Regions from separate parts of the Homo sapiens genome. Here all the other regions are linked to region 1. A link is a contact called in ENCODE Hi-C or POLR2A ChIA-PET data. All regions are on one chromosome and are shown on one strand. Each heading gives the region's core, a stretch centred on a gene start or an enhancer-like site at or near the end of the contact. The rest is flanking DNA. Distances are from core to core; before and after follow the strand shown. Region 1 holds the start of LINC03015 (long intergenic non-protein coding RNA 3015). Region 2 overlaps ADAP1 (ArfGAP with dual PH domains 1). Region 3 holds the start of COX19 (cytochrome c oxidase assembly factor COX19). Region 4 holds the start of DNAAF5 (dynein axonemal assembly factor 5).

Evidence for each region. Hi-C counts contacts between places; a loop is a spot of excess contacts on that map. ChIA-PET counts read pairs that join two places held with the same protein, here RNA polymerase II (POLR2A). Pooled maps may share reads with other maps.
Region 2: a loop to region 1 is called in a pooled map, with 5 times the contacts of the local background. The contact joins the enhancer-like site here to the promoter of LINC03015 in region 1. A Hi-C loop is called at or near these places in 2 of 168 maps with a recorded cell type or tissue (both naive thymus-derived CD4-positive, alpha-beta T cell) and 8 of 50 pooled maps. POLR2A ChIA-PET finds 5 or more read pairs at or near these places in 2 of 52 experiments (CD4-positive, alpha-beta T cell and activated naive CD4-positive, alpha-beta T cell).
Region 3: a map of CD8-positive, alpha-beta T cell shows a loop between it and region 1 (11-fold over the local background). The contact joins the promoter of COX19 here to the promoter of LINC03015 in region 1. A Hi-C loop is called at or near these places in 2 of 168 maps with a recorded cell type or tissue (CD8-positive, alpha-beta T cell and naive thymus-derived CD4-positive, alpha-beta T cell), 2 of 37 single-sample maps with no recorded cell type and 8 of 50 pooled maps.
Region 4: a map of OCI-LY7 shows a loop between it and region 1 (11-fold over the local background). The contact joins the promoter of DNAAF5 here to the promoter of LINC03015 in region 1. A Hi-C loop is called at or near these places in 4 of 168 maps with a recorded cell type or tissue (CD4-positive, alpha-beta memory T cell, CD8-positive, alpha-beta T cell, OCI-LY7 and 1 more), 11 of 37 single-sample maps with no recorded cell type and 14 of 50 pooled maps. POLR2A ChIA-PET finds 5 or more read pairs at or near these places in 1 of 52 experiments (naive thymus-derived CD4-positive, alpha-beta T cell).

Annotation. Positions count from the first base shown.
Region 1 is chr7:145,612-151,300 of GRCh38, reverse strand. It overlaps LINC03015 (long intergenic non-protein coding RNA 3015), which reads left to right and starts at 1,863. Exons shown (of 3, transcript NR_134325.1): 1 at 1,863-1,972; 2 at 2,683-2,769. It overlaps LINC03014 (long intergenic non-protein coding RNA 3014), which reads right to left and starts at 1,583. Exons shown (of 2, transcript NR_108065.1): 1 at 1,169-1,583. RefSeq lists an enhancer at 1,838-2,132.
Region 2 is chr7:935,189-941,369 of GRCh38, reverse strand. ADAP1 (ArfGAP with dual PH domains 1) reads left to right here. Exons shown (of 11, transcript NM_006869.4): 2 at 5,865-5,995. Among named protein-coding and RNA genes, the nearest start is that of ADAP1, 16 kb to the left of the region's middle. RefSeq lists a silencer at 4,366-4,415. Within about 2 kb of position 4,714, at least 4 of the 41 ENCODE cell types and tissues checked have a DNase peak (open chromatin) inside an H3K27ac peak, as active enhancers do.
Region 3 is chr7:971,393-977,172 of GRCh38, reverse strand. COX19 (cytochrome c oxidase assembly factor COX19) reads left to right here and starts at 1,624. Exons shown (of 3, transcript NM_001031617.3): 1 at 1,624-1,745; 2 at 3,881-3,992. The coding sequence starts at 1,664. RefSeq lists enhancers at 638-1,518, 2,150-2,219, 1,519-2,401 and silencers at 1,450-1,729, 1,750-1,909.
Region 4 is chr7:722,339-727,965 of GRCh38, reverse strand. DNAAF5 (dynein axonemal assembly factor 5) reads right to left here and starts at 1,267. Exons shown (of 13, transcript NM_017802.4): 1 at 651-1,267. The coding sequence starts at 1,245. PRKAR1B (protein kinase cAMP-dependent type I regulatory subunit beta) reads left to right here and starts at 685. Exons shown (of 11, transcript NM_001164760.2): 1 at 685-756. RefSeq lists silencers at 405-484, 525-634, 695-744, 995-1,194.

The DNA of each region.
Region 1 (5,689 bases), core at 614-3,113:
AGCAGCAATATCATCGATAACAAATTACAATCCAAATTCTAGGCGGTGTTCTGGGACTGGTTCACATCCAGCTTGGTCTGGCCTTGCCACTCCCACAGGGCAGGACACACTGAGGTCTGCCTGGGGGTGCCTGCTCTGGCGGCTGGGCTCCCCGCTTTCTGCAGGCTCAGGTGCCCCCTATTCCTGCAGCCCTTCCTGGACCCAGCCTGTCCTCATCTCAAACTCGGGGCTGCTGGCCTGAGCTTGATCCCTTCACCGTTTCTCACTAATACGTCACTCTCGCCTCTTAAAAGATGACAAAGACTCTCTCCTTTGACCACACTCGAGTCAGGCTCCTCTGAGCCCTCCCTGTGACCAGTCCCTGACCTTGGCCGGTTTCGGCCGATTTAGCAAGAATCCTGCTGAGTCGGTTTAGTGAAAATCGTCTACTCTTGGTCCCTGATCAAAGTCCTCAACTCCCACCCTCGGTCTGTGACCACACTGCCTGCCTTTTCAGCAAAAATCCTGTCTATGCAGCTAGAACCCGCCTTGCCCCTGACCCTTCCTCTTAGTAATTTTCTCTCCACTCCCGACCCTACGCCTGGGCTGTCAATTCCCACTTTTTCTATCTGGAGTTGAGCCGGATCTGCCTCCCCTAACCCAACATCTCGCTTTAGCAGCCCCCCCACCTTGAATAAAAGCAGCCTTGCCCTCTTTAACAATTAATAAGCACAGACTGGGACAGGACATCCCCCTCCATCCCAGCGCCCATGCACCCTCAGCCACGGTCCTCAGACCTCAAGAAACCCAGCGGGTGACAAGCTTGGGTGTCAGCGGGGCTGGGATTGCTGCTGGGGGCACAGGAGCTCGGGAGCACTTTGCAGGTGAGCAGGGCCTGGACAGGGGCTTCTCTGCAGCCCACCCCTGGGGAGGACTCCGGGCCCTCGCCCTGGACGGCAGAGCTCGTTTTGCTGTTGCCCTACTGTCTCCGCGACCTTGGGGGTTCACTTAGCACCCCCAGGCCAACACCTGGCCTCTCCATGCACCAACACCTGGCCTCTCCTTCCCTGGCCTGCCGCCCTGCCTGTGTCTGGACTGTGGTTCACCGAGTGTGCACGTGGGCCTCGGAGGCTGCCCTATAGAGCCCAAAGTCCCAGGGAGGAGCAAAGGGGACCAAGTGCACACTCACCCAGCTTCCTCTGCCCGGCAACGTCCCTGCCCCCATCTCCCCTCCACCGCCACCAGGGCCTGCATCCCCATCTGCAAAGGGGACAGGGTGCCCACGCCTTCTGAAGCACGCGCTCTCCAGGCCGCTCTCCGGGCGTCACCCCGCCCTGCTCCCCTCGCCCCTGCACAGCCCGAGTCCAGCCTGGTCGCTGCCATCAGGACGATCAGGACCGACCGCCACCATCAGTGGGGACCGGCCAGGGCGGTTAGGCCCGGTCCGGGGCCCCAGGTCCCGCGTCCCCGCCGAGGCCAGGCAGGGAGGCCTGGCTGCCCCGGGCTTTAGAACCAAAATAAGCCCCGAAATGATTGGCGGCGCCCATGCGCCAGGAGAAAACCTAAAGGACGAACGTTCCCGAGTACATATAAGGACGATTAATATTTATTGCACAACTTTTTTTTTTACTTCCTTGTTAAAGAGGAAAACCTTACGCTAAAAATAAAACGACTAGGAGCCCTTGTGCCTGCGTGGGTGGCGCTCGCGCCTTTAAACCTGAAGCCACAGGGGCTCAGCCCCCCACCCGCGCAGGGCGGCTCCTGCGCATGCGTAAACAGAAGGGGTCGGGGCGCGGCCCAAGACGACGCCAAGGGAGCGGACGGGCGGGGAGGAGGTGGCCTCTGCGCAGGCGCAGAGAGGAGCGAGCGACTCCTGCGCAAGCGCAGAGTGAAGGGCCGGGAACAGTGGAGGGTGCGAGGAAGACAATGGGGGAGGACCCTGAGGCGGCCTCTGTGAGCCGACAGGAACACGTGGTCGATCAGAGAGAGACTCGTAAGTGCACGGAGCTGATGAGGTGACTATGGCGTTGCGCAGGCGTCCTGTAGAGGCGGGTTGTCATCGGCGCAGGCGCGGTGTGGAGGAAGCCCCGGCGCCGGCGCAATGAGGAGGCGGCCGGACTCGGCGCTGGCGCAGTGTGGAGGAGGCTCCGGCGCAGGCGCAGACGCAGGGCGGGCAATGGCCGCCTGGGTCTCTCGGGCAGCCCTGCCCACCTCTCTCGCGTCTCCTGGTCTTGGCCTGCGGCTCTCTTTCTGGCAGGTGCCGCGGCGTCTCCTGCGGGCCTGACCGTGTTCTCCCGCCTAGCCAGGCTCTTCTGCGCTCCTTTTTTGTTGAGATTTTTCCATCCCCTGCACAGGAAGTGTCCTTTAATTACTCCAGTGTTTTTTTAGTTACTTTTTAAGAAACATTTTGGACTTTTCGATACAGAATAGTGTCAAAAAAAAAATTTAACCTTCTTCAGGTTATATTTTAGTGAATGATATTAATATATGTTCCAAAGTTGTATGGGATTTCTAAAATTCTAATTTTTCTGAGTATATGCTACCGATCATAATTATGGTTATGTTGTTGTTATAACCAAATTTCTTTGTCAATTGTGTCTTTTTGAGTATTTAAAGTCATTTCCGCAGTTAATTGCTTCATGCTGATGTAGTTTCTGAAAACTTCACAAGCACACAAAAATCCTAGAACATGGTGTCTTTTAGGAGGTTCGTGAACGGATGGGGAGGACCCTGAAAAGCACTGTGGAATACAGGTTTCTAGTAACTTCAAAATCACATCATTTGGACTGGGTAAGAATTGCTGAAACTTTAATGAAAAGACTGACTGGCTTATAAAACTGCTAACCCAAATAGAATAAAAATTAATTGAATACCGAGGAAATGCTTCACCAGGTTTGCATACTTAATCAGCCTATACTGAAATTGTTTAGATATACAATTTGAATGAACTCCATGGTCTAAGTCAAATTACCTGTGATAACCCATCAGTTATCCATGCTATGTGCCCAATTTGGAGAAACAACTGGCACCCAAGAGGACATAAGTCCGATGTTAAGCATGGACTCATGGAGAACCAAGATGGCTGCCTTGTCCTTCGTGAGTCCTTAAAGCTTTTGTTATTAAAAGTTATGCATTCCATGACTCATCCTGGAAAAGATAAAATGATCCAAATTAAATATGTTGGTGTGGTGACTTACAGATTGTTAAAATAGTTTATAAACAATGTTTAGTTTGTCAAACCCATACTCCTGGGAAGTCAATCAAAGCTTCATGTACATTTGGCTACCTGATGAGGCATTTAAACATTTATAAAGGGGTTTCATTCAGTTGTCATTTTCAATGTATGTGTTCTGGTTGTACTAAAGCTTTCCCATGCAGGAGGGCTAATGTTATAACAGTAGATTACTATGTATCAGTGTATTTTCACCAGGTAAAGAGCTTTTTATGGTTCACTGAGGACAATCAACCCCTTCACAATCTAGAACCCAAAGATGGGATCTTCTGAGAACATCAGAGAAACGCTGCCCTTGGCATCATCACTGCAACAAAACATCAGGATCTTGAACCTTGGGGTCATAATCTCACAACTGAGCAGGGTCACTCTTGGAACTCTACATCCATTGAAACCCTTAAGGTAAAGCTAATCAGGGAAGTTTCTCCCCAGAAGAAGATGGCATCCTTGATGTGAGCAGCTCTTTCTGAAGATCATGGATCAAGACTTCTTACTATCATGAGACTCTTATCTTTGAATGTTTTTCCGTTGCTTCCGCCTCTGTGAACAACAGAAGTGAGAAGGGGGTCTGTTTTGTGCACTTATGGGGTATACTTTTATTTGTGAAGGGCTTTGCAGCCAGCTTTATACATGGATAATCTTATAACTTGATAGATAAAGATGAAGGCCCAGTGTATCATAGGTGAGAAACTTCAATGGTACATATGGTGCCTCATAATCATTCAGAAGCAGAACATTGGTTCACTCCTCTTAACCCACAGCATGGGTTAAAGAGACCATTGCCAAGAGGCCTTCCCTCTTCTAGAAGGGCATCATTTGTTAGGTCCTTTTTCCATGGTTTGGAATTAAAAAGGCAATGACTAGAAACATATCCCTCATGGTAGACTCTGTAGCAGATTCTACTGTAAAGGCTACACAACAGATGTTAAATTCTCTTGTGAAAGTTATGCTAAAAAATAGAATTGGCTAAACAGGAAAGTACCTGTGCAGATGCTGGCACTTAAGGCCTATGGAGAAAACATCAGGTGTTATAGAGAGTCTGTTGTAGGGAATTAACGAAAAGACCACTGAGTTAAGTCAAAGAATGGTCTATTTGAGTTTAGGTGGTCTGGTTTATGGGGACCCTGGCTAAGGAGCATACTCCAAATTCTTGGTGTTAACCCTCTCAGTAGTCATAAGAATAGTCTCCCTGGTGCACTGTATTCTCTCAAAGGTTTTAAATGTTTGCATGAAGCCATCTTTAGAACGTCAGATGGTCTCTCTTCAACTGGAATGACAAGAGCTGAAAGAAATGTGTGACCACGAGGACACCGAAACCGATGAGTGACATGCTGAGACTGGAAATCCAAAATGATAGTAACGGAGAGTGGCGCTAACATCCTAAGTTTTGGTCACACTCTTGCCTAAGTGACAACCTGACAAAGGGGGAATTTTTTAAACAAAATGATGGGAGGCCATTGTTTTGGACTGAGCACTAGGTCCCAACAGACCAAACCGAACCAAAATGGCATCATTCGTGCTAAATGTGACATAATCGAATTAAGACTTTAAGGAAACACATGGGTCCTAGAATAGACCAGGTTTTGTTTTTCTCTTGCAAACAGGACTTTCCAGCATAAGGTGGTATCCTCAACTCAGTCCTTGTTCCTACCTTTGCAAAACTCACTGTTCTGCTTCCTAGTGGGTTTCAAGACCAATGGTGACAGTGACATCAATAACTCAAGTTTCGATCAATCTCTCAAAACTGATAAAATGACCAAAAAGGGGGAATTGTTAAAGCGAACTAAATATGGCCTGAGAAGGACTCCGTACTTCTGTATTGGAGTCCCTGTGAACAAACTGAGCCTAACTTAATAGGTAGACAAGATTGAAAACCTAAATTAGGAGTATGTACCTGTCACAATTGCTGAGTCTCGGCCAGTCCCAGCAGCCGTACTTCAATCACTCATACACTGCTGAATGTTCAAACTGTGTGTAAATAAGGCAAATGCCAACCTGTAACTAATCCAGGTGTTTCTCTACCTCACTTCCCTTTTTTTGTCTATAAATCTTCCACCACGTGGCTGCACTGGAGTCTCTCTGAATCTGCTGTAATTCTGGGGGCTGCCCGATGTGCAAATCATTCATTGCTCAATTAAACTCCTTTAAATTTAATTCAGCTGAAGTTTTCTTTTAACAAGAGTGAGATAAGAATCTGTGTTCTTATCCCCCAGAATGGACAAATCAGTAGCGTTCCTTGTCATTCTTTTGTGGCTGGTTTCACGTAAATATTTTGTGTGTATGATAATAGAATTTGATTTTAATGAATATACTTTAAAAGCAACTTTTTTTTTATTCTTCCTCACCATCGAAGATGGAGAAAAATAAGAAGGGCTGTCTTGCGGTTCCATTTCTTTTGTGGATAGTAAGAAGCGCTGTCTTCTGGTTCCGTTTTTTTTTTCTGGATAGTAAGGATGTTTATCTTACTCTGTCTTCATT
Region 2 (6,181 bases), core at 3,465-5,964, 790 kb before region 1:
TAGTTTTAGCTCTTCCTTTCCAATCTAGATGCTTTTTATTTCTTTATATTGCCTTATTGCACTGACTAGAATCTCTAGCTCAACGTTGACTAGGAGTGGTTAGAACAGACATTCTTGTCCTGTTCTTGATCTTGGGGGAAAGCAGTCAGTCATTCTCCCTTGAATATGACATTTGCTGTACATGTTTCATAGATCCTCTATATCAAATTGGGGAAATTACCCTCTATTCTTAGTTTTCTGAGAGTTTTATCAGGATGTTGCATTTTGCCAACATTTTTTGCATCTGTTGAATCATCTATGTCAAATTGGGGAAATTCCCCTCTATTCTTAGTTTTCTGAGAGTTTTATCAGGATGTTGCGTTTTGCCAACATTTTTTGCATCTGTTGAATCCTCTATATCAAATTGGGGAAATTCCCCTCTATTCTTAGTTTTCTGAGAATTTTATCAGGATGTTGCATTTTGCCAGCATTTTTTGCATCTATTGAAACAATTGTATGTTTTTTCTTTTTTAACCTGTAAATATGGTGAATGACATTGATTGATGGTCAAATGTTAAACCAACCTTGCATTACTGGTAAAAACCCCTGTTGATCATGGTGTATTACTCTTTTTATATATTGTTGGATGTACATCTTTTTATGGACCTACATTTTGATTTCCCTTGGGTAAATTCCTAGGAGTAGGGTGGCTGTGTCATATGGGAGATATATCTTTATGTAAGAAACTGCCAAGCTGTTTTCAGAGTGGGTTGGACTAATTTGTATTTCTACCAGCAGTGGATGAGAGTTCCACTTGCTCTGTATCCTCATCAACACTTGGTAGTATCCATCTTTTAAATTTTAGTCATCCTAGTAAAACTCCACAAAAGCTTTTTAAAAATGATACAAACTTCCTGCCCTACCAGTGACAACCTTGTGTTGCTCCTGTCTCCAACACACTTGATTTAACTGGCTCTCGTCTTTTGATTCTTATGTAAAAGGTCATGTCTCCATATTGTGTGTGTGTGTGTGTGTGTGTGTGTGTGTGTGTGTGTGTGTGACAGGGTCTGTGACACCCAGGCTGGAGTGTAGTCGTGCCATCTCGGCTCACTGCAACCTCCACCCCTGGGCTCAAGTGATCCTCCTACCTCAATCTCCCAAAATGCTGGGATGACAGGTGTGAGCACCCACACCTGGCTGGTGTCTCTATTTCTTCACATTTAACTCCCTGAGCCCTCCCCAGTAGGCTGTTCATGTTGTGTCTGTGGGTATGCACGCACGTATGTATATGCTCACACACAAATACCAAGGAGGATGTGACAGGTTTGCATCAGACAACCTCTAACTTTACACCGGGGGACCTTGTGCCAGTTGCAAGAGGTCGGGACAGGTTGTAACCACTCCTTAGCCTCACTTGTAGCTGGTTTGTCAAAGATAGGCTATATTAGTAATGGCTGTAAGCTATCAGTCCTACTTACAAGCCCTTCTTGGGCTCACTCATCTGTGCCACCCCCATTTTTCCCTCTAAGCAGACATTGGCAAACTTTTTTTTTTTTTTTTGAGACAAAGTCTCACTCTGTTGCCCAGGCTGGAGTGCAGTGGCACGATCTCGGCTCACTGCAATCTCCATCTCCCGGGTTCCAGTGATTCTCTTGCCTCAGCCTCCCAAGTAGCTGGGATTACAGGCACCCGCCACCACGCCCGGCTAATTTTTGTATTTTTAGTAGAGACGGGGTTTCACTATGTTGGCCAGACTGTTCTCACACTCCTGACCTCAGGTGATCCACCCGCCTTGGCCTCCCGAAGTGCTGGGATTACAGGTGTGAGCCACCACACGCAGCCAGCAAACTTTTTCTTAAAAAGACAGATAGTAGGCTGGGCGTGGTGGCTCACGCCTGTAATCCCAGCACTTTGTGAGGCCGAGGCAGGCGGATCACCTAAGTCGGGAGTTTGAGACCAGCCTGGCCAACATGGTGAAACCACATCTCTACTAAAAATAGAAAATTAGCCGGGCATGGTGGTGCACGCCTGTAATCCCAGCTACTCGGGAGGCTGAAGCAGGAGAATCACTTGAACCTGGGAGGCAGAAGTTGCAGTGAGCTGAGATCACACCATTGCACTCCAGCCTGGACAACAAGAGCGAAACTCTGTCTCAAAAAACAACAAAAATGACAGTAAATATTTTAGGGCCGTAGAGTCTCCATCACAGCTAGTCAACGACCGCTCACAAAAGCAGCTATAGACAGTTCATAAATGGGCATGGCTGAGTTCCAGTAACACCTTATTTACAACAACAGGCAGCTGGTCCACGCCGTAGAGTCCAGCTCCTGCTACGGGTTCCATGAACAGGCCTCCTTCCAGGCCCAGCTCCCTGGGTTCTGTGAACAGGCCTCCTTCCAGGCCAGGAGAGGGACAGCCTGTCCCGGAGCACCCGAGTGAGGTTGGAGGTGGGCACAGGCATTCTGGACCCTGGGCTGGGCGGGAGCTGTTGGTGGCCGTTGCTCAGCCTCCCTCAGAATTTCTAGATGGGCAGATAAAGGCCATGAGACAGGAAGCCTGGGTCCGTGGTCCACACTGTCGGAGCAGAACCAACAGCATTGCCATGCGGTGAGAAGGAGGGCCCCCCACTGCACCCCGAGCGGTGATGTTCCCAGCTGGGCTCATGTTGCCTGCTACCCCTGTAAGTGGCTCGTGCTGTCCCATCCGACAGATGAGGAGACCGAGGCCCGGAGACTGGCGTGCCTTCTGGGCGCCCCTCGCACAGCCACGTACCGAGCATTTGCGGCATCTTTCACCAAGGCTTCGGGAGAAGACGGAGCCCGGGGGGAGTCAGGTCTCTCTCTTCTGGGACTTCAGTGTGGTTCTTCCCCACCTGTTCTCCAGGGGTGTGTGTAACTAAATACTTTGCAGGCCAGACACGGCGTCACACATCTGTAATCCCAACACTTTAGGAGGCCAAGACAGGAGGATCGCTTGAGCCCAGGAGTTCAAGCCCAAGCTGGGCAACATAGAGAGACTTCATCTCTACCAAAAATTTTAAAAATTAGCTGGGTATGCTGGTGCATGCCTGCGGTCCCAGCTACTTGGAAGGCTGAGGCAGGAGGATCGCTTGAGCCCAGGCGTTGGAGGCTGCAGTGAGCTGTGAGCTGTGATTGCACCACTGCACTCCACCTTGGGCAACAGGGCAAGACCCTGTCTCAAAACAAAACAATACAATACAAGACAAAAAAAACCCCGCAAAACCAAACAACGGCTGATCCTGTAACCGCATTCTTTCTCCCAAAAGCCGCCCTACTCAGCACAGGCAAAACTCCTGGTACCCGAGACAGGGTCACTTGGGCAAATGTTTGACTGACTGAGGGGTGAGGAGAAAGCCTGTGGTCTCTCTCGAAGACAGGGGCTCTGCTGAAGTAGGGCTGTTAGTGGCCCCTTCATTCATGACTCCCGTGGAGACCTGCTCCGGACTGAGCTCTGTGCCAGATCCGGGGGTGCTGGGTCTGGGGTCCTCAAGAAGCCCACGTTAATGGGGAGACAGGCTTCATTAATCAGGGAGCCTAACAGCTGTGACAGAAAACCCCCAAATCCCAGAGGCCGGGCATGACCCCCAAATCCCAGATGTGCAGCGTGACCCCCAAATCCCAGAGGCCGGGCATGACCCCCAAATCCCAGAGGTCGGGCATGACCCCCAAATCCCAGAGGCCGGGCATGACCCCCAAATCCCAGAGGCCGGGCATGACCCCCAAATCCCAGAGGTCGGGCGTGACCCCCAAATCCCAGAGGCCGGGCGTGACCCCCAAATCCCAGAGGTCGGGCGTGACCCCCAAATCCCAGAGGCCGGGCGTGACCCCCAAATCCCAGAGGTCGGGCATGACCTCCAAATCCCAGAGGCCGGGCATGACCTCCAAATCCCAGAGGCCGGGCATGACCCCCAAATCCCAAAGGTCGGGCGTGACCCCCAAATCCCAGAGGCCGGGCGTGACCCCCAAATCCCAGAGGTCGGGCGTGACCCCCAAATCCCAGAGGCCCGGCGTGACCCCCAAATCCCAGATGTGCAGCGTGACCCCCAAATCCCAGAGGCCAGGCATGACCCCCAAATCCCAGAGGCCAGGCATGACCCCCAAATCCCAGAGGTCGGGCGTGACCCCCAAATCCCAGAGGCCGGGCGTGACCCCCAAATCCCAGAGGTCGGGCGTGACCCCCAAATCCCAGAGGTCGGGCGTGACCCCCAAATCCCAGAGGCCGGGCGTGACCCCCAAATCCCAGAGGTCGGGCGTGACCCCCAAATCCGAGGCCCGGCGTGACCCCCAAATCCCAGAGGCCGGGCATGACCCCCAAATCCGAGGTTCAGCCTGCTGGTTCTCACGCACCATCCCCGGCCGGGGGCTCACTTGGGTGCCTCTCCTCCTGGCAGTGACTCAGAGCCCAGGCCCAGCCCCAGCCCCACTGGGCCTCCGCCGCCTGGCATGGGAGTCCCCCACCAGCCAGGGGTGGGCCCCGATCAGCGTTGGGAGGGGGGCTATCCTCCGCCAGGCCTGAAGGGTGGGGTCCTCTCCACTCATGATTCCCCAAACAGGCTTGGGTCCACAGCCGCACCTGCTTGTGGGGAAGCGCCTCGATTTCCACCAGCCTCACCCAGGAGAGCCTCCACTTAAAAATAAAAGCAGTTCAGAGATGACTCATCTCCCCCAGAGAGACTGTTCTCTCTAGGGTGCCTTTCAGCCATTCCACTCCCTTGACTTATTGTGAAGGGTCGTTGGGAGCCAGAAGAAAACAGGAGAGTCACACAGCAGCCCTCTTAGCCATCGCCCCAGGGCGGGGCTGGACGCTCCCCACATTTTGCCGTTTCAGAATGAGACATTTCACACGTGCAGCAGCAGAAAGACTGCGCTGTGGCACCCACACCCTGGGCAGTGGCTCACGCCTGTCATCCCAGCACTTTGGGAGGCCGAGCAGGTGGATTACTTGAGGTCAAGAGTTCGAGGCCAGCCTGGCCAACATGATGAAACCCCATCTCCACTAAAAATACAAAAGTTAGCCGGGCATGGTGGTGCGTGCCTCGCTACTCGGGAGGCTAAGGCAGGAGAATCGCTTGAACCCGGGAGGCAGAGGTTGCAGCGAGCCGAGATCGTGCCATCATACTCCAGCCTGGGCAACAGACTATGTCTCAAAAAAAATTCTGCTCCCTCAGCCTCCCAAAGCGCTGGGATTACGGGCCTGAGCCACTGTGTCCAGCTTTGTTGGACCTTTTAAGGCAAACCAGACATCGAGACGTGGAATCCCTAGACAGGCCACATGCAGGGTGAAGCCACAGCGCCGCTGTCACACCTGCAAAGTTAGTGGCCGCCGGGCGCTGTCACCCCACGCAGGGTGCGTCGTCATCCGCGGCTACCATCCGTCCTTCGGGGGTGTGCAGCGCGTTGGGTGTGAGGCACCCCCTGCACTCAGATCCTATCTGAATTTCCCAATCTTGGCCCCATCACCCAGGAGGATTCGGGCCCACAGACTTCTCCCAGGGCAGCGGACACGAGGAAAGCAGGTGGACCCATCCTCACGAGTGCCGGGTGCCCTCCAGCCCGGGGCATGGGCTCCTGTGGGGCCGGCCTCTGCTGGAGGTTCCCGGCACCCGCGGGGCAGAGCAGGTGCATGCAGATCGGCTTCCTCAGATGCCGTGGGGTGTCTGGGGAGAGCCCCGTCTGCACCGGGCAGAGGGCGGGGGGGGAGCTGGGGTTAGGTGCCTGTGGGGCGCACGGAGCCTGGTGTACCCGGGGGTCTCCGCTGAAGCCCCCCCCACTGCATGGCCGGGGGCTCCTGACTCGAGGCTCCGTCCACCCTCCCTCCGGGGTCCCTGGGCTGAGCCTCCGTGAACGTCCGGCTTTCCCTTGCAGATCCCGACTGGGCCTCCTACACTCTGGGCGTCTTCATCTGCCTGAGCTGCTCGGGAATCCACCGGAATATCCCCCAGGTCAGCAAGGTGAAGTCCGTCCGCCTGGACGCCTGGGAGGAGGCCCAAGTGGAGGTACGGAGGGGGAGGGGCGGGGGGACCCGCGCAGTCCCCGGGTGGCCTCAGCCCGGGCCTCTGGAGCCAGAGATGCCGGGCGGCCTGGCTGTGGCCCCTGGAGCCTTGGGCTACTCTGGGGGCCTGGCTGGCTGGACCCGAGGACCCCGCCCCCTCTCCAGCGGCTCCGCCTGTGTGGCTGCTCCA
Region 3 (5,780 bases), core at 375-2,874, 830 kb before region 1:
AGGCCGGGCCTTACCGCTTACAGTACACTTTCATTCTGCCCTAGGTTGAGCTGTAACTACCCTCCACCCCCATTCGTATGGTGAAGCCACTAGGACCTTAGGATGTGACCTTTGCTTTGGAAATAGGTGCCAGGTGCGGCGGCTCACGCCTGTCATCCCAGCCCTTTGGGAGGCTGAAGTGGGCGGATCACTTAAGGTCAGGAGTTCGAGACCAGCCTGGGCAACATGGTGAAACCCCGTCTCTACGAAAAGTACAAAAAATTAGCCGGGTGTGGTGGCGCATGCCTGTAATCCCAGCTACTCTGGAGGCTGAGGCAGGAGAATCTCTTGAACTCGGGAAGTGGAGGTTGCGGTGAGCCGAGATCGTACCACTGCACGCCCGTCTAGGTTACAAAGTGAGACTCTGTGTTGAAAAAAAATATATTAGCTTAGCTGGGTGTGTTGGTGGCGCCTGTAATCCCAGCTACTCGGGAGGCTGAGGCAGGAGAATTGCTTTAACCTGGGAGGTGGAGGTTGCAATGAGCCAGGATCGAGCCACTGTACTCCAGCCTGGGCAACAAGAGAGAGACTCCGTTTTAAAAAACAAAACAAAGAAATAGGGTTGCTGCTGATATAATTAGTTAAGATGAAGTTATTGGGACGGCCCCTAACCCAACATGACTGCTATCCTTATAAAAAGAGGAAATTTAGGTTGGGCATGGTGGCTCATGCCTATAATCCCGGCATTTAGGGAGGCTGAGGCAGGAGGATTGCCTGAGCCCAGGAGTTAAGGACCAGCCTGGGCAACATAGGGAGACTCCATCTCTACGAAAAATAGAAAAATTAGCCTGGTGTGGTGGTGTGTGCCTGTGGTCGCAGCTACTCAGGAGGCTGGGGTGAGAGGATCGCTGAGCCCAGGAGGTCGAGGCTGCAGTGAGTCGTGATCATGCCACTGCACTCTAGTCTGGGCAACAGAGCAATACCCTGTCTCAAATAAATAAATAAAAATAGTAAATTTGGACATGCGCAGGACACCATGGGAACGTAGGGGCCGAGACCAGGTGGTGCTTCTGCAAGCCAAGGAACCTCACAGGCTGGCGGCCCCCAGAAGCTGGGAGGCTGGGACTGTCCCCAGGGCCCCCACTCTGCCCACTGCTTGGACTCCAGACCCCAGGACTGAGAGCACATTCCTGTTGTTGAAGCTGCTCGGTGGTGTCACCTGGCTCCAGCAGCCGCAGGCAGCGAGTCCACAGGCTCTCCTGTCCCTCCTGTGCCGCCTTCCTCCCCGGATGGGCCCCGTGATGAGGTCTCTGTGCGATGGGGAAACCGAGGCCCCAGCAGACACCTGGGATGCAGAGACGCCGGCACCGCTATGTGTCCTCGGGCAATTCGCTGAACCTTTCTGGGCCTCGGTTTCTCACCAATTCCAAAAGCTGATTCTGCTACCGACTGCTGTGAGGGTCCCAGGGGACGGGAAAGCCCGGGCAGCGCCCACCGGGGCTCAGGAGCTTGCTGACTCCGAGGGGGTGGGGCCGGGCCTGGGCAAGGGGTGGGGCCGGGCCTGGGCAAGGGGCGGGGACGGGGCCTGCTCGACGTGCTCGGCGCTCCCGGGGTGCCTGCTCGGCGCTCCGCCGGCCGCCCTGCGTACGCTCGCAAGGCGCTCGCAGACTCCGGAGTCGCCAACATGTCGACCGCCATGAATTTCGGGACCAAGAGCTTCCAGCCGCGGCCCCCGGACAAGGGCAGCTTCCCGCTGGATCACTTAGGTGAGCGGCGGAAGGTCGGCGGGCAGGGGTCTGCGATGGGGGGTCTGGGTCGCGGCCCAGCGCGGAGCCCTATGGGGTGCCGGCATCTAGCGCGGTGCAGGCGGGGAAACTGAGGCACGGCGGCCCGCCCCTCCGCCCCACCCAGCCCTGGGTCACTGCTGCGGCATGGACCCTGCAGGTGGGAGCTGGCAGGACCGTGGCCCCCGTGACGAGGGCAGCGACACCGACTCCTTGCGTCAGGCTTCCGGGTCTCCGGCTCCGCCCTGACTCACCCGGCGGGCTGTCTGTGCCCCGGGTTTGCAGAGCGGGGCATTCGGCGGCCACGAAGCCCGCAGCTGCAGCCGAGGCTTAGACGGTGCCTAGCGATGTCTGCTGCAAAGCTCAAAAGTGCTGCTGATCTCCCAGTGCTTCTGGCCGTATTCCGGTGGGGTTGCCTCCGTGGACATGAAGGCTTCGAAAAAGGATCTGTGGGCCGGGCGCGGTGGCTCATGCCTGTGATCCCAGCCCTTTGGGAGGCCGAGGTGGGCGGATCATTTAAGATCAGGAGTTCGAGACCAGCCTGCCCAACATGGGGAAACCCCGTCTCTACTAAAAATACAAAAATTAGTTGGGTGTGATGTGGCTCGCCTGTAGTCCCAGCTACTCGGGAGGCTGAGGCAGGAGAATCGCTTGAACCGGGAGACGGAGGTTGCAGTGAGCCGAGATCGGGCCACTGCACTGCAGCTTGGGCGACAGAGTGAGACAACGTCTCAAAAAAAAAAAGAAAGAAAAGAAAAGAAAAACGATCTGTGAATTACTGTTTCTTTCCCAACATTTTATTGTGACATTTTCAAATAGCAAAAATGAAAGAATTTTTACCCTGAACTCTCCTGTGACCATCACCTACATTGCACCTTAACCTCGTACTGGGCTGACTTTACCTCGTTGTGGGTTTTTTCCATTGTTGTTTTCAGCATGTTTATGAAGGAAACAAGTTTGGGTTTGATTGTTTTTGTTTTGAGACACGGTCTCACTCTGTTGCTTAGGCTGGAGTGCAGTGGTGCAATCATAGCTCACTGAAGCCTCGGCCTCCTTCCTTTCTGGACTCAGGGGAGTCTCCCGTCTCATCCTCTAGAGTAGCTGGGACTATAGGTGTGCAGCGCCACACCCAGCTAATTTTTTTTTTTTTTTTTTTTTTAGAGATGGGGTTTCCCCATGTTGCCCAGGCTGGATTATTTATTTATTTATTTTTGAAATGGACTCTCACTGTGTCGCCCAGGCTGGAGTGCAGTGGTGTGATCTCGACTCACTGCAACCTCCTCCTCCCGGGTTCAAGCGATTCTCCTGTCTCAGCCTCTAGAGTAGCTGGGACTATAGGTGTGCAACACCACACCCAGCTAATTATTATTGTTTTTTTATTTTTTATTTTAAAGATGGAGTTTCCCCATGTTGACCAGGCTGGATCATTTATTTATTTATTTTTGAAATGGAGTCTCACTCTGTCACCCAGGCTGGAGTGCAGTGGTGTGATCTCGACTCGCTGCAACCTCCGCTTCCTGGGTTCAAGCAATTCTCCTGCCTCAGCCTCCCGAGTAGCTGGGACTACAGACACCCGCCACCATGCCCGGCTAATTTTTGTATTTTTAATAGAGATGGGGTTTCACCAAGTTGGCCGAGCTGGTCTTGAACTCCTGACCTCAGGTGATCCGCCCACCTCTGCCTCCCAAAGTGCTAGGATTACAGGCGTGAGCCACCGTGCCCAGCCTGGATTATTTTTAGGAGACAAGGTCTTGATCTGTTGCCCAGGCTGGAGTGCAGTGGTGTGATCAAGCTCACTGCAGCCTCGAAATCCTTTGCTCAAGCGATCTTCCTGCCTCAGCCTCCTGAGTAGCTGGAACCACAGACGTGCGCCACACCTAGCTAACTTTTAAGGTTTTTTTTGGTAGAGATGGGGGTCTCACTGTGTTGCCCAGGCTGGTCTCAAACTCCTGGGGTCAGGTGATCCTCTCAGAGTGCTGGGATTACAGGTGTGAACCACTGCGCCCGGCCTGAGGAAACAAGTTTTGAAAGGAAAAGCAGCGCAGCTCTTAAGGCTGTTGTGTGGTTGCATCACTTTTCACTCTGAAAAGAACATGCTGTTTTCTTTCTCGTTCTAGGTGAATGTAAAAGCTTTAAAGAGAAATTCATGAAGTGTCTTCATAACAATAATTTTGAAAATGCTTTGTGCAGAAAGGAATCAAAAGAATATTTAGAATGCAGGATGGAGAGGTGAGTACAGCTAAGCGTTATGATTTCCACCTCCCACTACTCCAATTAAAACTTTTTTTTTCCTGAAAGGCCATTACAGTGTGTCTTTTTCAGGCCTGGGATTCAGCTTGTGTTTTTCAGGACTGTGGAATTGTTTGCCCTTGAAATGGAGGCTTATCAGATGAAATTGTACCAAAAGCTGTTTCACAATCTTGGGAACCTCTTCTTGAGCGATAGCGTTATACATGATTGCATTCCTGAGAGCATTTTCTTTCCACATTTGGTTGCTACCGACCTGTCATTAAGGTTTCCAAATCGTGCATCATAATGCTGACTGAGTCAAAAGACCGAAGGTCGTGGGTACACAGTTTCTTTCTTTTGCATTCTCAGATGTTAAAAATATGCACTGGGTTGTTTTGCTCCACTTTGAGTTGTTGGGAATGTGACAGGGAGGACAATAGACTATTTAAGAAATGATGAAAGATGAATGATTCTTCCTGTCGTAACCAGAACTCACCAACGCTCACTTTTAAACAAAACAAACGCGTTCGTAGCTATGATCCCCACAGCTTTTACTTAAAATAAGAGCTATTCTAATCCCTTATGCAAAAAAAAGCATGTAGCATATAATTATATGATGGTAGTGGGAGCTTTTATTTTTGCTTTTCGAGGCCATGATTAGCTCACTAAGCATTTCGGTCTTCAGACAGCTGTGTCTGTGCTGAAGACAGGTTGACAATTCGCCCATCCACTTTGAGCTCTTTTCATGTTCCCATAACATACTCAGACATTTCCCTCAAGGCAAAAATCCGTTGTGCCTTTCCGGCCACACAGGTGTGTTCGGGGTTATTCGTGTGGACATTTGGGGCCGTAAGGATGATGGGCCTTCTCAGCGGTGTGGACTTCAGTGAGGCCACGTTCTGCCTTTGGGGCTGTCGCTTAGGCTCTTCCAGGGCTCACATTTGTCCAAGGGCCACACTGAATCTGTCTCTTACCATCTCTGATTGTTTAAGTAGCACGCTGGCTGGAGCCACGTGTTTAAATTAGTCTTAAATTAATGCATCTTTAGAAAACTGGAACTGAGAATTTCTCCATGGCGCTGCCAAGCTTTAGAGACGGTGTGAATTGAGCTGTGTTCATGTGAGGGTGTGAGCAGGCCTCCTGCCTCATGCTCAGCTTCCCCTTGAGACTCCCGAGGACAGCTGGGAGGAAGGGAGCCAGGGCCAGTGCCTCAGGTGGTCTCGCAGATTGGCCAGGCAATGTTTAGGCAAATGTTCAGGGCATGTGTTCTGATTTCATTGTTTTTTTATTTTTATTTTTATTATTTTTTTGAGACGGAGTCTCACTCTGTCGCCTGGGCTGGAGCGCAGTGGCATGATCTCAGCTCACTGCAAGCTCCGCCTCCCGGGTTCACCCCATTCTCCCACCTCAGCCTCCCGAGTAGCTGGGACTACAGGCGCCTGCCACCTTGCCCGGCTAATTTTTTGTATTTTTAGTAGAGACGGGGTTTCACCGTGTTAGCCAGGATGGTCTGGATCTCCTGACCTCATGGTCCGCCCACCTCGGCCTCCCAAAGTGCTGGGATTACAGGCGTGAGCCACTACGCCCAGGCTTTTGTTGTTTTTTGTTTTTGTTGTTTTTTTTTTCTTTTTAAAAATTCTGCTCTTTCTATAAGGTCAGTTATTTTGACCGTAGAATTTCGATTGGTTATTTGTTCATGAAAATCATCAAACATACAGAAGTTGAGGAGTCTACCTCCCATAACCGGCACCCACCCTGTTTTTAGCCATTTCTTTTCTTCCTTTTTCC
Region 4 (5,627 bases), core at 18-2,517, 580 kb before region 1:
CAAGTCCTGCAAGCCCCCGAGGGAAGGAAAGGGGGCAGCTATCAGGGCACACCCCACCCCAAACCGCCTAACAGGAATTTCTGCGGTGGTTTCCAGGTATCTGGACAGAAGCGCTGGCTCGTGGGCCCGGGTGGGGTGGAGGGGGCTCAGGCAGGGAGGAGGGTGGGAGGTGAGGGTCGCGGGAGGGCGGCGTGCAAGGAGGAGGATGGCACAGGATAGGCAGGTGGAGGGGGCACAGGGAGCAGGCAGGTGGGGGGCGGGGCTTGGGGCGTGGAGGGTGGAGGCGGGGAGCAAGGGGACAGGGGAGTGAGGTGAGTGAGGGCCAAGCAGGAACAGGGGTCACGGGGCAAGGAGCACGTGGCAGCGCAGGAAACAGGTACATGGGGGTAGAGGACAAGGGAGCAGCTGAAGGGCGCGTTGGTGGCGGGACGTGAGGCAGGGGAAGCAGTGGTGGTGGGAGGAGGGGGCCGGGCGGGGTGCTTTGGGGCAGGCGGGTGGGGGAAGCGGCGCATGGGGGGTCCGGGATGTTGGGGGGTGCGGGCGTGGAGGGGGGCGGGGCCGAGCCGCGGGGGTTGTGAGAGGGGCCGCGGAGGTGGAGGTGGGGGTGAGAGTGTGGGGTGGCGTGTGGGAGCGGGGCCCGGGGTGCTCACCGGGCGTGGCCTGCGCCAGGGCGGCGGCGCAGCTGCAGCTCTCGCGGCGCACGGCGGCGAAGGGGTCGAGCAGGGAGCAGCGCAGCGCGCGCAGAGCGTCGTCCAGGTGGGGCGCGAGCGCGGCGCCGCACAGGTCCACGGCCAGGCCCAGCAGCTGCACAAGCGCCAGGCGCAGCTCCTCACAGGCCTCGGGCGGGCGGCGCGCGGGCACGGGGCCGGCCAAGCGCGCGGCGAGCGCGGGCAGCAGGCGCGGCAGGGCATCGCGGGGCCGCGCGGCGCGGCGCAGGCCCAGATCCAGCAGGTGCACTGCCAGCGCGCGGCAGCCCTCGGCGGGGTCGCTCAGGCAGCGCAGCAAGCGCGGCAGCAGTAGGCGCGCCCAGGGGCCCTGGAAAGCGGTGGGGTCGGCGGCAGGGCCTGGCTCCTCCAGCGCGCGCCGCAGGGCCTCCAAGGCGCGCCGCCGGCCCGGCTTGCTGTCGGCCTCCAGCCCCGGCAGCAGGCGGCTCAGGGCGCGGCTCAGCTCCACCGCCTCAGCCGTCTCGGCCCCCTCAGCCGGGTGTGGGGCCGCCACGGCCTCCGCCACCCCCAGCGCCGCCATCTTGCCCGCGTCGCCGGTCACTAAGGGGAACAGCGCTTTCGCGACTCTCAGCGCAGATTACGGCAGCACTTCCGGTCCGCGCTGCGGGCGGGGCGCCGGGCTACTTCCTCCCCGCCGGTGCGCACGTGGGCCTGTGCTCTTGTCGTGCTCGCCCGCTGTCCCCCTCTGTCGCCGGAACCCCCGCCAGCCTGCCTGCTGGGCCTTGTCCTGTCCCCATTGTACAGATGGGGAAGGTCTCGGGAGGGTGCAGCTCGCCCGGGATGCGGGTCCCGGGCTATAGGCCTGGGCCTGCCCCTAGGGAAGCCTGCCCTGCAGCCTAGGGGGCTTGGAGAAGGAACCTGAGTGGTCCCGCCTGGGACCAGGGTAGCCGGGAAGCCCCTGTTTGAGCCGCCTAGAGCCCCTCTGGCTTTGGGAAGGTCCGTTCCAGGAGGGAAGGACGCTGGTTCTGTGGACTGGATCCCCCTGTGGTGTAAGACAGGTGCCTGGTCTGGGCTTCACGTGCAGCCTGTCATTAGATCTCAGGCGTAGCCGCCCAATAGGTTCGCCTTACTCGCTGCCCAGGTAGAGCCAATTTATCAAGACAGGGGAATTGCAATAGAGAGTTTAATGCATGCAGAAACTGGCTGCATGCAGAAACTGGCTGCATGCAGAAACTGGCTAAAGGACACTGGAGCTTTATTGCTCAAACCAGGTTCTGAAAATCCTGAGATGGGTCATCTAAGGATAATTAGGCAGGTAGGGGGCCAGGGAGAGGGCAGTGCTTATTGGTCGGGTTGGAGATGAAACCATGGAGAGTCAAAGTTGATTCTCTTGCTGTCTTCTGTTCCTGGGTGGGATCACAGAACTGGTTGAGCCAGATTAGTGGTGTGGGTGGTGGCACCTGGTGCATCAGAATGCAGAGCCTGAAAAATATCTTGAGCACCAATCTTAGAGTTGATGATAGTGGTGTTATCCTAAGGAGCAACTGGGGAGGTTTGGAATCTTGTGGCCTCTAGCTGCATGACTCAAACCACAATTTCTAATCTTGTGGCTCATGTGTTAGTCTTACAAAAGCATTCTGGTCCCCAGGCAAGAAGGAGGTTGGCTTCAGGAAAGGGCTGTTATCATCTTTGTTTCAAAGTTAAACTATAAACTAAGTTCCTCCTAAAGTTAGCTTGGCCTACTCCCAAGAAATAACAAGGCAGCTTGGAAATTAAAAGCAAGACAGTGTTTCACAGTAGTGACCTTGACTGTGGACTTGAGTGGAGACAGAGGCGCCTAAACAGCTTGGAGTCGGAGTTGCTGTGAGCCCAGCCTAGAACGCGAGTTTGACAGCACTCACTGCAAACCAGGAGTCCCCAAGTCTGGTTAGCCAGGCACTTCTCATCTGTGACCATGCACTGAGTTTTCTAAAGGCAGAATGTGTGTAATTTTAGGACAGAACTTCAAGTTTGACCTTCTTTTTTGTTGTTGATCTTCGTGTTGCAAAATGGTGGTGTTTGTCGGTACGTCTTTTTTTTTTTTTTTTGAGATGGAATCTTGCTCTGTCGCCCAGCCTGGAGTGCAGTGGCGCGATCTCCGCTCACTGCAGACTCTGCCTCCCAGGTTCATGCCATTCTCCTGCCTCAGCCTCCCAAGTAGCTGGGACTGCAGGTGCCCACGACCACGCCCAGCTAATTTTTTGTATTTTTAGTAGAGACGGGGTTTCACTGTGTTAGCCAGGATGGTCTCGATGTCCTGACCTCGTGATCCGCCCGCCTCAGCCTCCCAGAGTGCTGGGATTACAGGCGTGAGCCACCACGCCCGGCCCATCAGTACTTCTGAAAAGTTGTTATGTAGCATATTCAGTAACCTTCATTCATTGTTTCCTCCAACAGGCATTTGTTTGACCAGGCACTGTCTGCAACATGTGGGACAGGATGACAATGATGTAGAAACTGGCCATGGTCCCTGCTCTCCCAGATCTTAGGGTCTTGCAGGATGAGATAGCCCTTAATGGAAGGATAAATTAGTATGTGTTTAACCGTGGTGGTCCTGAGAGAATGAGTGTCAAGGGATGTTGAACTAGACTTTTAAGGCTTCCCTGAACAAATGGTAGCAGAGGTGAAATATGAAGAATAAGTAAACACAGTGTATTAGTCCATTTTCACGCTGCTAATAAAGACATGGCCGAGACTGGGTAACTTATACAGGGAAAGGTTTACTGGACTCACAGTTCCACATGGCTGGGGAGGCCTCACAATGATGGCCGAAGGCGGGAAGGAGCAAGTCACATCTTACATGATGGCAGCAGGCAAAGAGAAAATGAGAGAGCCTGTGCAGGGAAACTCCCCCTTATAAAACCGTCAGATCTCGTGAGACTTATTCACCATCATAGGAACAGCACAGGAAAGACCTGCCCCCATTATTCAGTTACCTCCCACTGGGTCCTTCCCACAACACGTGGGAATTGTGGGAGCTACAATTCAAGATGAGATTTGGGTGGGGACACAGCCAAACCATGTCACATAGCCAGGTGAAAGGGCGGAGGTGGGAGACGGGGAGTGTTGGAGAGAGAGGAAATAGCATGAGCAAAGGCCTCATGGGAGTGTTACGGGCTGAATGGCGTCTCCCCAAAATTCATATGCTGAAGTCCTAACCCCCATAGTTCAGGAAGTGATCCTGTTTGGAGACAAGGTCTTTGCAGACGTGATTGAGGTGAGATGAGGTCATGAGGTTGGGCACTCATCCAATATGACTGCTGTCCTCATAAAAGGAGAAATTTTGGAGATAGACGTGCATACAGGGAGAATGCAGTATGAGCATGAAGAGAGACCTCAAGAGGAGCCAGCCCGTACCCTGATCTTGAGAAATCAAATTTGTTTCATTCAGCTGCCCAGCCTGGTGTGCTTTGTTACGGCAGCCTCAGGTAGCAAACAGGGAGGGAGGCTGACCCTGGTCACAGGGGAGCAGGCAGGGAGTGAGCAGATGGGTGGGGCCAGGCCATGGGGGCCTCTGTCCTAAAACATGGCAGACTGAGGATTTCAAGGTGGGAGCATTGGCAAGATCGAGTCTGCATTTTTCAAGGACCCCTTTGGCTTCCGTTGAACGGATTGGTCGGGAGCCCTGGGAAGGCTGTGGCAGTGAGTGCTGAAGACGAGAAAGAATAAGCGCTTGAATTACGGTGGTGGGACTTCACTTTTCCTTGCTCCTCCCATTGAAATACAACAAAATACCCTGCACATAGCAGGCGACGAGGAAAGGAGCTTGAGAGTTGACAGACGGGCTGGAGACCTCTGGACTGGAGGAATAGCAAGGTGGTGGGTCCCCTGGGTTTTCTTTTTCTCTCATGTGTTCCTGCACTAGTCCCCAGGGAAGCCTGTGGCCCAGAACAGCCAACAGGCACAGACAGAAATTCTCCAAGGAAAGCCTCCTCTCTCTGGCCAAAGCCCTGGGAAAGGGGACGCCCAACAGAGACCTAGAGGGTAGCTGCCACCTTCACCCCACAGTCTGCTTTCAGGGCCGATTTTAAAGCTGCTGCAGGTGCATTAACCTGTGCTGTGCAACTGGGGTTCGAGTGGACAGTCTGCACTGCACAGGTAGTGTCAGAGGAGCCTGAAATCTGCCCTTCCTCTCTTAGCACAAAGAGACCCAGAACGAGCATGTTCTGTCCTGACACAGCAAAAGGTAGCCCAGTGACACCAGGCGGCCCAGGGAGGTACCTTTCACCCCTGCAGGCAGCACCCATGGGAAATGAGCAGCAGTCCCAGGAGAGCCAGAAGAATAAAGCAGACGAGGAGGGCAGTGCCAGGGCTCTGAAGACGAAACTGCTGTTGGAATGACAGACCACAAAAACAGGCTGCAATCTACACCCTGGACCTGAACAGAGCAACTGCCTGGTGGAATAGAGTAGGACAAGGAGTCTGCAAACATCGTAACCCAAATGTCCAGGATACATCTGGAGATCACTTGTCATACCAAGAACAAGGAAAGCCACAACCTGAACATGGTAAGGTAACGGATGTAAATTCCAAGATAGGTCACATGTTGGAATCATCTGCCAAGAATTTTAAAGCAGAGTCATAAGAACCAGCTGGGCGCGGTGGCTCACGCCTGTCATCCCAGCACTTTGTGAGGCCAAGGCGGGCAGATCACCTGAGGTCAGGAGTTTGAAACCAGCCTGGACAACATGGTGAAACCCCATCTCTACTAAAAATACAAAAATTAGCCAGGCGCGGTGGCTCACGCCTGTCATCCCAGCACTTTGTGAGGCCAAGGCAGGCAGATCACCTGTGGTCAGGAGTTTGAAACCAGCCTGGATAACATGGTGAAACCCCATCTCTACTAAAAATAGAAAAATTAGCCAGGTGCAGTGGCTTACGCCTGTCATCCCAGCACTTTGTGAGGCCGAGGCGGGCAGATCA